2 separate regions of the Homo sapiens genome follow, and region 1 is linked to region 2. A link is a contact called in ENCODE Hi-C data. All regions are on one chromosome and are shown on one strand. Each heading gives the region's core, a stretch centred on a gene start or an enhancer-like site at or near the end of the contact. The rest is flanking DNA. Distances are from core to core; before and after follow the strand shown. Region 1 overlaps LOC124900817 (a long non-coding RNA gene). Region 2 has its middle 17 kb from the start of HAFML.

Region 1 (6,236 bases), core at 2,577-5,076, 140 kb before region 2:
AAGAACAAAGCTGGAGGCGTTACGCTACCTAACTTCAAACTATACTAGAAGGCTACAGTAACCAAAACAGCATGGTACTAGTATCAAAACAGATATATAGACCAATGGAACAGAAGAGAGGCCTCAGAAATAATGCCACACATCTACAACCATCTGATCTTTGACAAACCTGACAAAAACAAGCCATGAGGAAAGGATCTATTTAATACATGATGTTGGGAAAACTGGCTAGCCATATGCAGAAAGCGGAAACTGGACCCCTTCCTTACCCCTTACACAAACATTAACTCAAGATGGATTAAAGACTTAAACGTTAGACCTAAAACCATAAAAACCCTAGAAGAAAACCTAGGCATTACCATTCAGGACATAGGCATGGGCAAGGACTTCATGTCTAAAACACCAAAAGCAATGGCAACAAAAGCCAAAATTGACAAATGGGATCTAATTAAACTAAAGAGCTTCTGCACAGCAAAAGAAACTATCATTAGAGTGAACAGGCAACCTACAGAATGGGAGAAAATTTTTGCAATCTACTCATCTGACAAAGGGCTAATATCCAGAATCTACAAGGAACTGAAACAAATTTACAAGAAAAAAACAAACAACCCCATCAAAAAGTGGGCAAAGGATATGAACAGACACTTCTCAAAAGAAGACATTTATGCAGCCAACAAACATGAAAAAACGGTCATCATCACTGGTCATTAGAGAAATGCAAATCAAAACCACAATGAGATACCATTTCACTCCAGTTAGAAGGGCAATCATTAAAAAGACAAGAAACAACAGATGCTGGAGAGGATGTGGAGAAATAGGAATACTTTTGTGCTGCTGGTAGGAGTATAAATTAATTTAACCATTGTGGAAGACAGTGTGGTGATTCCTCAAGGATCTAGAAGCAGAAATACCATTTGACCCAGCAATCTAATTTCTGGGTATATACCCAAAGGATTAGAAATCATTCTACTGTAAAGACATATATGCACACATACGTTTATTGCAGCACTGTTCACAATAGCAAAGACTTGGAACCAACCCAAATGCACATCAATGACAGACTGGATAAAGAAAATGTGGCACATATATACCATGGAATACTATGTAGCCTTGAAAAAGGATGAGTTTATTTCCTTTGCAGGGACATGGATAAAACTGGAAACCACCATTCTCAGCAAACTAACATAAGAACAGAAAACCAAACACTGCATGTTGTCACTCATAAGTGAGAGTTGAACAATGAGAACACATGGACACAGAGAGGTGAACATCACACACCAGGGCCTGTAAGGGGATCGGGGCTAGGGGAGGGATAGCATTAGGAGAAATACTTAATGTAGATGATAGGTTGATGGGTGCAGCAAACCACCATGGCATGTGTATACCTATGCCTGCACATTCTGCACATGTTTCCCAGAACTTAAAGTATAATAATAAAAAAAAATGTAATAGAGAAGAAAAATAAATAAAAATCTAAAAAAAAAAAAAGAATATGGGATCACAGATCGCAATGAAATGAATGGGATGAAATTCTCTCTGTCATAGCACTTGAGGACGAATCCACCAGTGGATTCCATCCAAAAGGCTCTGAAACAACAAGGGACTTAGTGCAGGCTGTGGTCCTTGGCTCCTTGGATAGTAGGCATTCAATGACCAAGCCACTTTCATTTTTGATGTTATGCAATTAGATATTAAAATGAAAAAGAAGTTATCTTTTGAAAACACTACTTTTAACAGCATGTGGCATACCATTTGCTATCTTAATTCCATAATTTCAAATTGTAGTTTTCAATTAGGGTCTGCCAATCATTTCCAGCCTCCTTTTGGGATTTCAAGGAGCTTATGTTCTAACGTGGTATTTTGTGTGGATAGCAGAATAAACTAAGTGTGGATGGGTTGGTCCAGTTGTTAAGGACATGGGTGCTAATGAGACCCAGGGGGTGGGTTTGGCCTCTGCCTGCAAGCGGAACAGTAGATGGTACTTTTGTTCCATGGCCACAGGCTACAGGCACAACTAAATGGTTATCTCCCAGATGCTTTTACCCACAAAGGGATGAGGTGAGAAGGTGTAGATTAATCATGAAACCCCTTCATCGCTCCTGGGAAAGCAGAAATCCTAGTATGGATCAAGACATGCATATGAGCAACAATGAATTTTAAATTCCAAAACTGAGGGTACTGTAAGTTCACTGTATTGAAAGTTGCTGATGGAGTCCAGAGTCTGTTAGAACATAAAAAGCATGTGGTTTGTATTTTAGAGACATAAGACAGTGCATTTAGTCTGCATATCTGAACACTTTTTCCTTAGAGATTTTCCCTGTTAAATGGGACATTTGACATGGTAGAACAGCATGTGCAGGCAAAGCACATTCAGAACTTCATTGTTTTGAATTGGCTATAACAAAGCACAAAGTTCTTTCTAGGCACTCCAGCATAGCTCTTTCCAAGTCTGGGCTCCAAAAGGGATAGATTAAACAGGAAGGGTACCATGTAATGCTAATTCAGTCTTATCTAATTCAGTTCAGTAAAAATCTCAGTATTTTTGGTGTTCAATATACCAGGTAGACATTGTGGAAAACGGAAAGGCAAGTAAGACATCACTCATGACTTCCAGAGGTTTATATTATTGTAAGGGAGGTGGACATGGATGAATTAAAGGTCCTAGAAAGCAGACTCTGAGAACAATGGAAATACAGGTACAAGGGCAATGAGGGCTCAGGAGAGACCACATGATCGATTCCAACTGGGGAAACCACAGAGAGCATCCTGGAAAAGTTACAAAACTTTAAAGAATGAGTGGACTTAAGTATGCTCAGTTACTCTGTTTAATCTATGTATTATTTATTTATTCTTCCATTGATTTATTGAACAAATACTTTGGGATTCCTACTATGTAACAGTTATGTTGGTAGGAGCTACACAAGTGGATCATGGAATCTGGAGTTGAAGACAGACATTATTCAAATGATCACATGACTTACTATGAGCTGATCTGTGTTCTGAGGAAAAATAATTGACTATGTAAAATATAACAGAGGAAAGAGGCTTAGACCAGGGTTTGGGGAATGCCTGACATGAAACTTGACCTGAGATATGAAAAATAAATAGATGTCAATTGGTGATAAACGGGGTTGGGCCCACAGTTCCGGTAAGAGGAAGGGCATGAGTATCATTGACTTCATGATGCAAGCTGGTGAGAATGATCATTTTATCAGAGACTGTTTGCTGTGCAGAGAGAGAGACTGCACGTGTTAAAAGCACATTTTCTGGAGCCAGATTGCCTGGATTCCAATCCCAGCTCCACCACTCACCAGCTGTGTAACCTTGGGCACTTCGCTTCTCATTTCTAGGCTTCATTCCCTCACTGTAAATGGGGTAAGTGTAAGACTTATCTCAGAGAGTTACAGTGTAGATAGTATACATTCATAATGATAAAATAATATATTACTGATTAACTAGATTAATATACAATGTTAATATAATAATATTTAGGATTAAATGTATTAATTCATTATTCATTAAAATTATTTCCTGACATAAATCTTATAAATTGTATATTATAGAAAAAATAGTAAATATGTAATAGAATATTAGAATCATATATATGAGAATAATAATAGACATTATTATTATTATACCCATGAGTCTAAGTTGAAAACTCTGAATTTTCTGATTTAATAAGTCTGTATTTGGCCATATATTTCTTTCCCTTCTATAACATCTTTTCAATTCTCCAAACAACTAGGATCTCTGGGTGTTCTTTTGCCTCTTTTTCTAAAAACAATCATTTATAGGACATCTCATTCTGACTCATCAAATAAAGTCACTGAAATATGACATTCTTACTTAGTGGGTGGAAACAAAGGGATTTTTAAGAGAAGCAACATTTTTTCAGCATGTTTTATGAGTGCAAATCATAGCATAGTAAAATGATGCAATCCTCCGTGTTTTGTTTTCCACAATAAACTTTCTTTCTCCTAATAGTTAAGATCGTATATATTTTTCAGATTTACCCATCTCAAGATCAGTAATGCATGATTTTATTACACCCATAATTTTACCCTCATGTGCTGACATATACAAATTTATTTTGGTGGCATGTTCTTAATTTCTGGAGCTGCCATGCCATTTTCTTGACTAGTTTTATTTTGGTTTTGACTAATCTCTTATAATTTTGAAAAATAGAGCACTTTATTTTATGGTTTATATTTTTAATAATCATAACTCTCTTTTCTTCGGTTAACAATTCCCCCAGGTTTAAATTAATTCCTGTCCATTTACCCTCCATTGAAGCATAGCATTACATGAATTTATGTTACAGCAGCATACGTGGTGCCGAATACATAAAACATATAAAATATAATCACACACACACACACACACACACACACACACATATATATATGTATACATATACATATATTTTTTAATTTATTTCATTTTTGCCTAGGCTGGACTGCACTGGGGCTATCGTGGCTCACTGCAACCTCTGCTGTCCGGGTTCAAGCGATTCTCCTGCCTCAGCCACTCGAGTAGCTGGGATTACAGACACCCACCACCACACCCAGCTAATTTTTGTATTTTTAGTAGAGACGGGGTTCCACCAGGTTGGCCAGGCTGGTCTTGAACTCCTGATCTCGGGTGATCCGCCCACCTCGGCCTCCCAAAGTGCTGAGATTATAGGTGTGAGCCACCATGCCCAGCTACATATATATGTTTTTGCCTTTCCAATTAGATAACAAATCTTTGAGGGTGGGAGCCAGGCTTGTGATTTTTCTAGTATTGTTCCAGAGTATCCTGCGCTGGGCTCAGCACAAAACAGTTGCTCCATAAAGTCTAGTTGGATTTAATTGAAGTACTTCTGTAGCAAAACTTTGCAGCACTTACTTTGGGGCAGCTTTCTCAGCTGGTAAGTATCAATGAAAACTTAAATGACTGTGAAATAAATTATCTTAAATGTAAAAGTCAAAAATAAAAATCAATTACTTTTCTATTTTGTTCAATGGTTTTTATGGAAAATATAGGCTTGCCTATCCTCACCTACTAAGTTGTCATACAACAATATATCTGAATAAATAAGATTTTCTGGTAACACATTGTATATTTTGAATGAAATTCAGTTACTTGAGTTTTGAAAATGGCTTAAATGGGCTAGAAAGACATAAAACGGTGAGCTGCCTCACTTTTATAGCAGCTGTGTGAGACTATGATTATAAAAACATGCCATGTAAAGGTATCAATCTGCTACAAATTTTCCTGACAGAATTTGTGGAATATTCTTCATTTCCAAGACCATTACCAGAAAATAAAAGCCTGAGATTCAACACTGTCAATCCAATCATCTGGTTAGACTTATACCTTGGTCTAACAGTTTACTGAAAATTACCACCAGGAAAACCCAATCATCTCCAAATAAGTGACATTATTTTACACTAAATTTAGCAAACTAATCTAACTATACATGGGGTGAACACTTAATTGTCTACCTACATTTGCAATACATAAAAAGGCAACAGTTTTCTATATATGTGAAAAATAGTCGCTCTGAGTTCACCAAGCCTTAGGTTATGCTACATAATTTGATTTTTATAACACTATATATCCAGGTATCAAATTTTTCTGATTAAGAAAATGACATAAAATAAAATTTGCTAAAATCAAATTAAACGCCTTTGAGTTTTGCCATTTAGTTTCCAACTAAAGCGTATGCGAATTATTTCTCCACATGTACTTCTATTTCTTAATTACTTCTGCTTCCACTCATATGCTTTTCTTCCTTAGGAAAGGCAGTTTCTTCTTAAAAACTGACTTAGATTCTGAGTGGGGGGCAGTAGAAGCCAGTCCTGTCGTAGAAGATGCCTGACACGGGATGGAGGGTTTGGAGTGCTTTGCATGCCCAGAGGGGCAAAAATATTGAGAAGGGTTGTTGAAAAGAAACACAAGCACCGATGTCATAGGAAGGAGGTCTGACTTTATCTTGCAGGTGATGGGAAGCCGGAGATATAGAAATAACTTTGCTTTAACTTTAAAATTATTTGCTAAAGTATCCATTATTTAAATACAGGCATCATGATTGTTCGTGTGCTATATTAGTTTGAGTCTTGTAAAAGACAAAAAAACTGTAATATTTTAATTTATTTCAGTGTATTTCCATCTTTATTTTTTGAAAAAAAAAAAGAGTAAATCTTACTCCTGCAACTTTTCAGTGTATATCTGTCTTTATTTTTGAAAAAAAA
Region 2 (5,975 bases), core at 227-2,726:
TCTCAAGGTCACCCTGGAGCCAGTCTCCAATCCACAGAGTCATCTTCAGAAAGTGTGCTGCTGCGTAGAGAGCAGATCTTCTTTTGGCTAAATTTGCCACTTTTAATTTCTTCAAATCACATCTTATTCTCTTACTATCTTTCCAGTAGACTCAGGCTAAGAGCCTCCTTGTCCATCACCTGGGTCTCTGCTGTGAATGATTCCTCCCTAGTACAACTTCCAGGATTCTCTGTCTTGGTCTGTCCTAAGTCAGAAAAAAAAGGCCTCTGGGTGTCTGTAGGTAGAGTTCAGTTCTCAGACTGACAGCATCTGTAGTTGCAGGCCTGTGCTGGGAGATAGTCCTATTGCTGCTAACACAAAAGGTCGGTGGCTCAGGCAGCCCTGGAAGAGATATGGGGCTACTCAGGTGGAGAGAATTACACTGCACAGCAATGCAGGGATGGTCTTCTTCTGGGGCATTCCAGCAGCCATACCTCAGGGCACCATGGCCCAAAGTCATGTTGCAGATGAGAAGTTGCTGAGCACCAACAAGGAAAAATGCCTGGACCAGTAGAGCTGTTGGGCAGAGCTTCCAGACCCAAATCCTACTAGTCATACCCTTATGGGCGACGATGTAGCTCACTGGGTGGAGTTAATGATGTGGGGGCTGGAAAGGGCAGAATGGCAGGCTGGAAATTCAGGTAAGAGTTGAAGTTGTGGTCTTGAGTCTGAAATCTGTACGACAGACCAGCAGGGTGAGAATTTACGCAGGATTTTTATGGTACATTCTTTTTTTTCTTTCTTTTTGTTGTTGTTGTTTTTTTTAAGAGACTTGGTCTTCCTTTGTCATCCAGGCTGGAATGCAGTGGTGTGGTCATAGCACACTGCTGCCTCGAATCCCTGGGCTCAAAAGATCCTCCTGCCTCAGCTTCCCAAAGTGATGGTATGACAGGCATGAGCTCCCACACCTGGCCTCTATGGTACATTGTTGAGACAGAATTCCTTCTTCCATCTTTCTACTTTTTGATGTATAATTTTATTTCAACTACACTGGAGAAAAGGAGGACTTTCAAAAGTAGGAAAAATACAATCTCTAACAAAAAATAATAGTGTAAAATGGCAAAAAGGAATTCCCTCTTCTGGGATTGACAGAGATTTACAATTCAGAAGTAACCTGCAAAATGTAACTGAGAAAGCTCAAAGGAAGAGACAAATTCCCACACTTGATCTAACTCTGAAAGTACAGTTTAGGTAAGGGATGGCCTTACACGTTGACCCAGGGCAGGCACACAACATGTCTCCAGATTGCAAAGCTCAGCCTTGGGAAGGGAGAGAAAATGATGAAAATGTTCAAACCTTAGATTTCCTGCAGGCTTGACAAATGAAGCCTGACATCTCACCTGATTTTGGGAGTGTCTGCTCTTCTGCAGCAGGTCTTATTTTAACTATTTGATCCTAAGAGTAGGGATTTCTCAGCACAATATAATTGTGACAAAGCACTTGCTCTGACGCAGAAGCTGTTGACCTGGTTGGTGCCAAGGCCAACTTTGAGCAGATTTCCTGCGAGCAGATGGGTCAAGGAAAGTTTTTCACTGATGAGTAATTTATTTAATATTGCCACATTGCCCTCCTCCTTTTCTGGGAGTGCCGTTAACAGAATGCTCCCTAGACTTGCCTGAATGACATTCACTGCCCCAGTGTGAGAATATTATTATTATTATTATTATTTTGTATAGGATAGGTTTGCTTGTTAAGGATGTTTTGTTATTTCAGCAGCCTTCAAACATGTAATAAATAAATTTCCCTTGGGTTGGCCCTTCCTCTCATTTCCTGAAGGAGGAGCTGATTGTTCTCACAGCTCCCCTGGGATATTTCAGGCCGTCTTCAAATGACTAAAGTGATGATGACGTCATTCCCTTGTGCACACCATTCACGTAGAGAACCCGGGGAAGGTCATTTATAGTATCAGCATCAAGGCTGGGATTGTCTGCCCTGGATTTCTCTGAAGCTAAAGAAACCACCACATGAAGTTTCCACAGAATATGGTAGAAGAGGCTTAAACTCATTGAGATGCTCCTTTAGAATATTTGCCTTGCATAGTAGCATCTAGAGAAGAATAAAAAGACTTGATTATTTCCGAAGAGAATGAGGACAGTGTGATTTCCAACACAAAGTGCAGCTAGTTCTGCCTGACACTGGACAAAAACCATTAAGCAGATAAGCCTTGCAAACATAATGGACATTTCTGGAAGATGATGACTTCTCTTCAGTGCTATGTAATTAGATTTGAGTGTATGAAGCAAAGGTGCTAAAGCTATATTGCTGCCCACTCAAAATGATTGAATGATTATGCAAAATTTATTCCTCAGAAGTGTGGGATGCTCAGAGCTCAATTGCTTGCAGTCCTGAAATAAGAAGCTATAATTTGACAGTCACTTAAACTGATGTTTTTTTCAATAATAATGAATTGTTCATTTTGTAAATGAACCCCAAATCCTCAGTCCTGGTAACTGACTAAACATTCCTGCACCCTAATTTCAGGGACATAATTATGTAATTATGAAGTTATTAAGTAAAGCCAAAAAAATATAAATATAAATGATTCTGAGGGTTCAGGGGGTTTATCTAACATGACAACATTATTGGAATTATTATTAACGTGAGTTTCTACAACATTTATTTCCATAAGTGTTCCAAATTATTGTGCTTTTTAAAGTTTTTCTCCAGGGAGAGAAACAACAAAAAAGGGGAGTGCGCTAGAAAAAAGGCTCTTCCTATTCTTTTCCTGTTCAAAATTTTAGCTGATTTGAATGCTACAGATTTATCATTTGGTGAATCCTATATGTTCTCCTTTTTCACTCCAAATCAAATATTTTATTCTTTTTCTATTATCTACAGTATTAAAGTATATTCTATTATATTTAGAAAATATAAATAAAATAAAAGAAGAAAAATATTCTGAAATTTGAAACCAATATTGTTAAACTTAATTTTATTATGAAAATAAACCGGGCCAGGTGCGGTGGCTCATGCCTGTAATCCCAGCACTTTGGGAGGCCAAGGTGGGGGAATCACGAGGTCAAGAGTTCAAGAACAGCCTGGCCAACATGGTGAAACCCCGTCTCTACTAAGAATACAAAAATTAGCTTGGTGTGGTGGTACATGCCTGTAATCCCAGCTACTCGGGAGGCTGAGGCAGGAGAATTGCTTGAACCCAGGAGGCGGAGGCTGCAGTGAGCCGAGGTTGCACCACTGCACTCCAGCCTGGGCAACAGAGCAAGACTCCATCTTGAAAAAAAATAAAAAAGAAAGAAAAGAAGCTCCACTCCAATTACATTGAATTTTACAGATATTCTTTAAAGTATAGCAATGGCATGCCCTTAGCCTATTAAGTGTATTTGATTGATAATTTCAGTACATAATTTATTCTCAATGCAGGCTTAGGAGTTAGATCGCCTGGGTCAGATTTTGTGATTCATCCATCACAGCTGTGTGACCTCTGGAAAATTACTTATTTTTTTCATGCTCCATCTTCTTCACCTGATATAATGAAGTGTGGATAATAGTACATCTACTTTCTAGGGTTATTATGAAGATTATCTGAATCAATTATTGAAAGTACTAAGAATAGTGCTTAGCTTATCCTAAGAATTCAATAAATATTAGCTATATTGATAGCGATTACAATAGTAGTGTGCAAAACGATACTTAACTAAATATCTTAGTAGATACAGATAGCTGGGTGAGGTCTAATTCTTGTCCTCAATGAGTTTATAGTGGAATAAGGCAAATAAGTGAATGACAATAATATAAAGATGAGAAGAAAATTCTGAAGTATTTGATATTATGTCGGGGTTAAAGAATCATTAATCCAACACACATTCTGAGGTACCCGGGGATTTTGGTACCTGTGACAAGTTTTGATAAATCTAATATGTGTTGAATTGCTTAGGACAAAATTTTGATTTGAGAGGGTTCAAGAAAGCAAGAGACTAGAGGTACTTGAGGCATCCAACTATAAACCATTTTATCAAGGAATTTTGCAACAATGGGAAGCAGAAAAATAAGGGTAATGGAGAAAAAATGTGGTGTTCAGATGTTTGTTCTACTTAAGATGGGAGATAGAATCATATAATTTAATGATGAGTGACTGATCCAGTTCAGAGAAAGAAATAGATCATGAAGAAGAGAGTAGAATTGCTGGAATGATGTCCTCTAGTAGGTAAGATTGGATGAAATCTAGAACATAAGTGAGAAGTTGGCCACAGGTAAGATCAGGAGGGCAACAGCTTAAAAGGAGGTAATTTTGGTATAACAGAAGCTGGTCAATGCACAGATATTGCGAAGAACATTGTGGCAGTGCCCTTCTGATTGCTTCCAAGTTTTCAGTGAAAAAAAGTAGCTGAAAGTAAAGATTGGAGATGAAATATTAGGTGTTCTAAGAGGGAAGAAAAGGTATACAACAATTGTCTAGGAGACTGAGGGTGCATGTGGGAAGATGATGAGCAGGTACAGACTTGGGTTTTATCAGGGTTAAAGTGTTTGCCAAGAGTGCATATGAGCAACAAGGGAATAGTTATAATTAAGAAGTATAAAATTTAATTTAAATTAGATCAGAGAGATATGATGTCATTAGGAGGTAGCTGGTTAATGGTTAGCAATTCTCAACAAGCTAAAGATAGTTGTAATCAGAGGGAATGATAAAGAAAGGTCTCATAGAGTGGAATGCGTGGAATTGATATTTTAGAGAGATTGTGGATATTGAAACAGACAAGGCCCAGAATATGGCCATGGGAGTAAGAGAATGAGATAGGTGGAGTAGGAGATCCTTCATTCACTTATTAACTAAATATTATAGACAAGAAGATCAAAGAACTGAGAAGACAGGATATTATGTAATCTATATGAGTTTTGGTGTTGTAATACAGGATTGCAAAGAGTAAGAGTCATCCAGGAAAGAACTCTTAATAAAGACTTTTATTAAGAGTTTAGTAGGTGACGGCCATATGGAGGGAAGTGCATGGAGTGTGCTGATGCGTAAGCTGAAGCTAAAGGACTTGAGGGGGGTAGAGGGGAGAATGGTCTCAAGAGTAAGGCTTCCTTGGTCTGGAGGTGCCAGGGATGTGGCCAAGAAACAGTCATCTCTGAAGTGAGCCGATTAGAAAAAGCCATGCTCTTAAGAGAAAGCCATATTTTGGTTAGAGTTAAGTTTAAAGATAACAGCAATTTTTCTGACTACTGACTTTAAATTCTGAAGGGTACAGTGGAAGAAGGGTTTTAGATGTTGTAGAAGAATGGAGAGAAGTTAGAAAAGGCAATGTAGGTTAGAATCTGAAGGATGACATGACTGGGGAGACCTTGAATTCTTGCGAAAAGCAAGATAAGATGATTTCTCAATATTTTATGGCAGAGAGTGATAGTGAGGCCTGGATTGCTGGATGGAAGGAGAGTGAAGCTCTTGTCAGGAGGACATGGAGATCCAGGAGGTCCTCTTCATTCAATAATGATGATGTGAAAGAGGGAATGAGTTTTCTTTTTCTTTTTCTTTCTTTTCTTTTCTTTTCTTTCTTTTTTTTTTTTTTGAGATGGAGACTCGCTCTATCACTCAGGCTGGAATGCAGCGGTGCGTGCCATCTCGGATCACTGCAGCCTCCATCTCCCAGGTTCAAGCGATTCTCCTGCCTCAGGCTCCCAAGTAGCTGAGATTACAGGCACCCACCACCATGTCCCCCTAATTTTTGTATTTTTAGTAGATACAGGGTTTCATCCTGTTGGTCAGGCTGGTCTCGAACTCCTGACCTCAAGTTGTCACCTGCCTTTTCAAATCCAGAGAAACAGAGTTCCTGAGATTCCTCTGGACTGGTGATGTTGCCAGGAGGTGAGAAGATGCACTGGCTTCTCTGATACAGTCAGGCAAGGCAGGTAGGCAGGTTTGACATAAATCCCGGGTCAAGAATGGCCATCAAGGTGACTTATTCTACACCAGGGTCCTAGGG

The links. A loop is a pair of places that touch in the nucleus more often than their neighbours do. Pooled maps may share reads with other maps.
Region 1: a map of cardiac septum shows a loop between it and region 2 (2.4-fold over the local background). The contact joins two enhancer-like sites. A Hi-C loop is called at or near these places in 1 of 168 maps with a recorded cell type or tissue (cardiac septum) and 5 of 50 pooled maps.

Annotation. Positions count from the first base shown.
Region 1 is chr4:176,495,850-176,502,085 of GRCh38, forward strand. The region is part of intron 2 of LOC124900817 (a long non-coding RNA gene); the gene reads left to right. Among named protein-coding and RNA genes, the nearest start is that of HAFML, 160 kb to the right of the region's middle. Within about 2 kb of position 3,827, at least 2 of the 41 ENCODE cell types and tissues checked have a DNase peak (open chromatin) inside an H3K27ac peak, as active enhancers do.
Region 2 is chr4:176,634,280-176,640,254 of GRCh38, forward strand. No RefSeq gene overlaps it. Among named protein-coding and RNA genes, the nearest start is that of HAFML, 17 kb to the right of the region's middle. Within about 2 kb of position 1,477, at least 2 of the 41 ENCODE cell types and tissues checked have a DNase peak (open chromatin) inside an H3K27ac peak, as active enhancers do.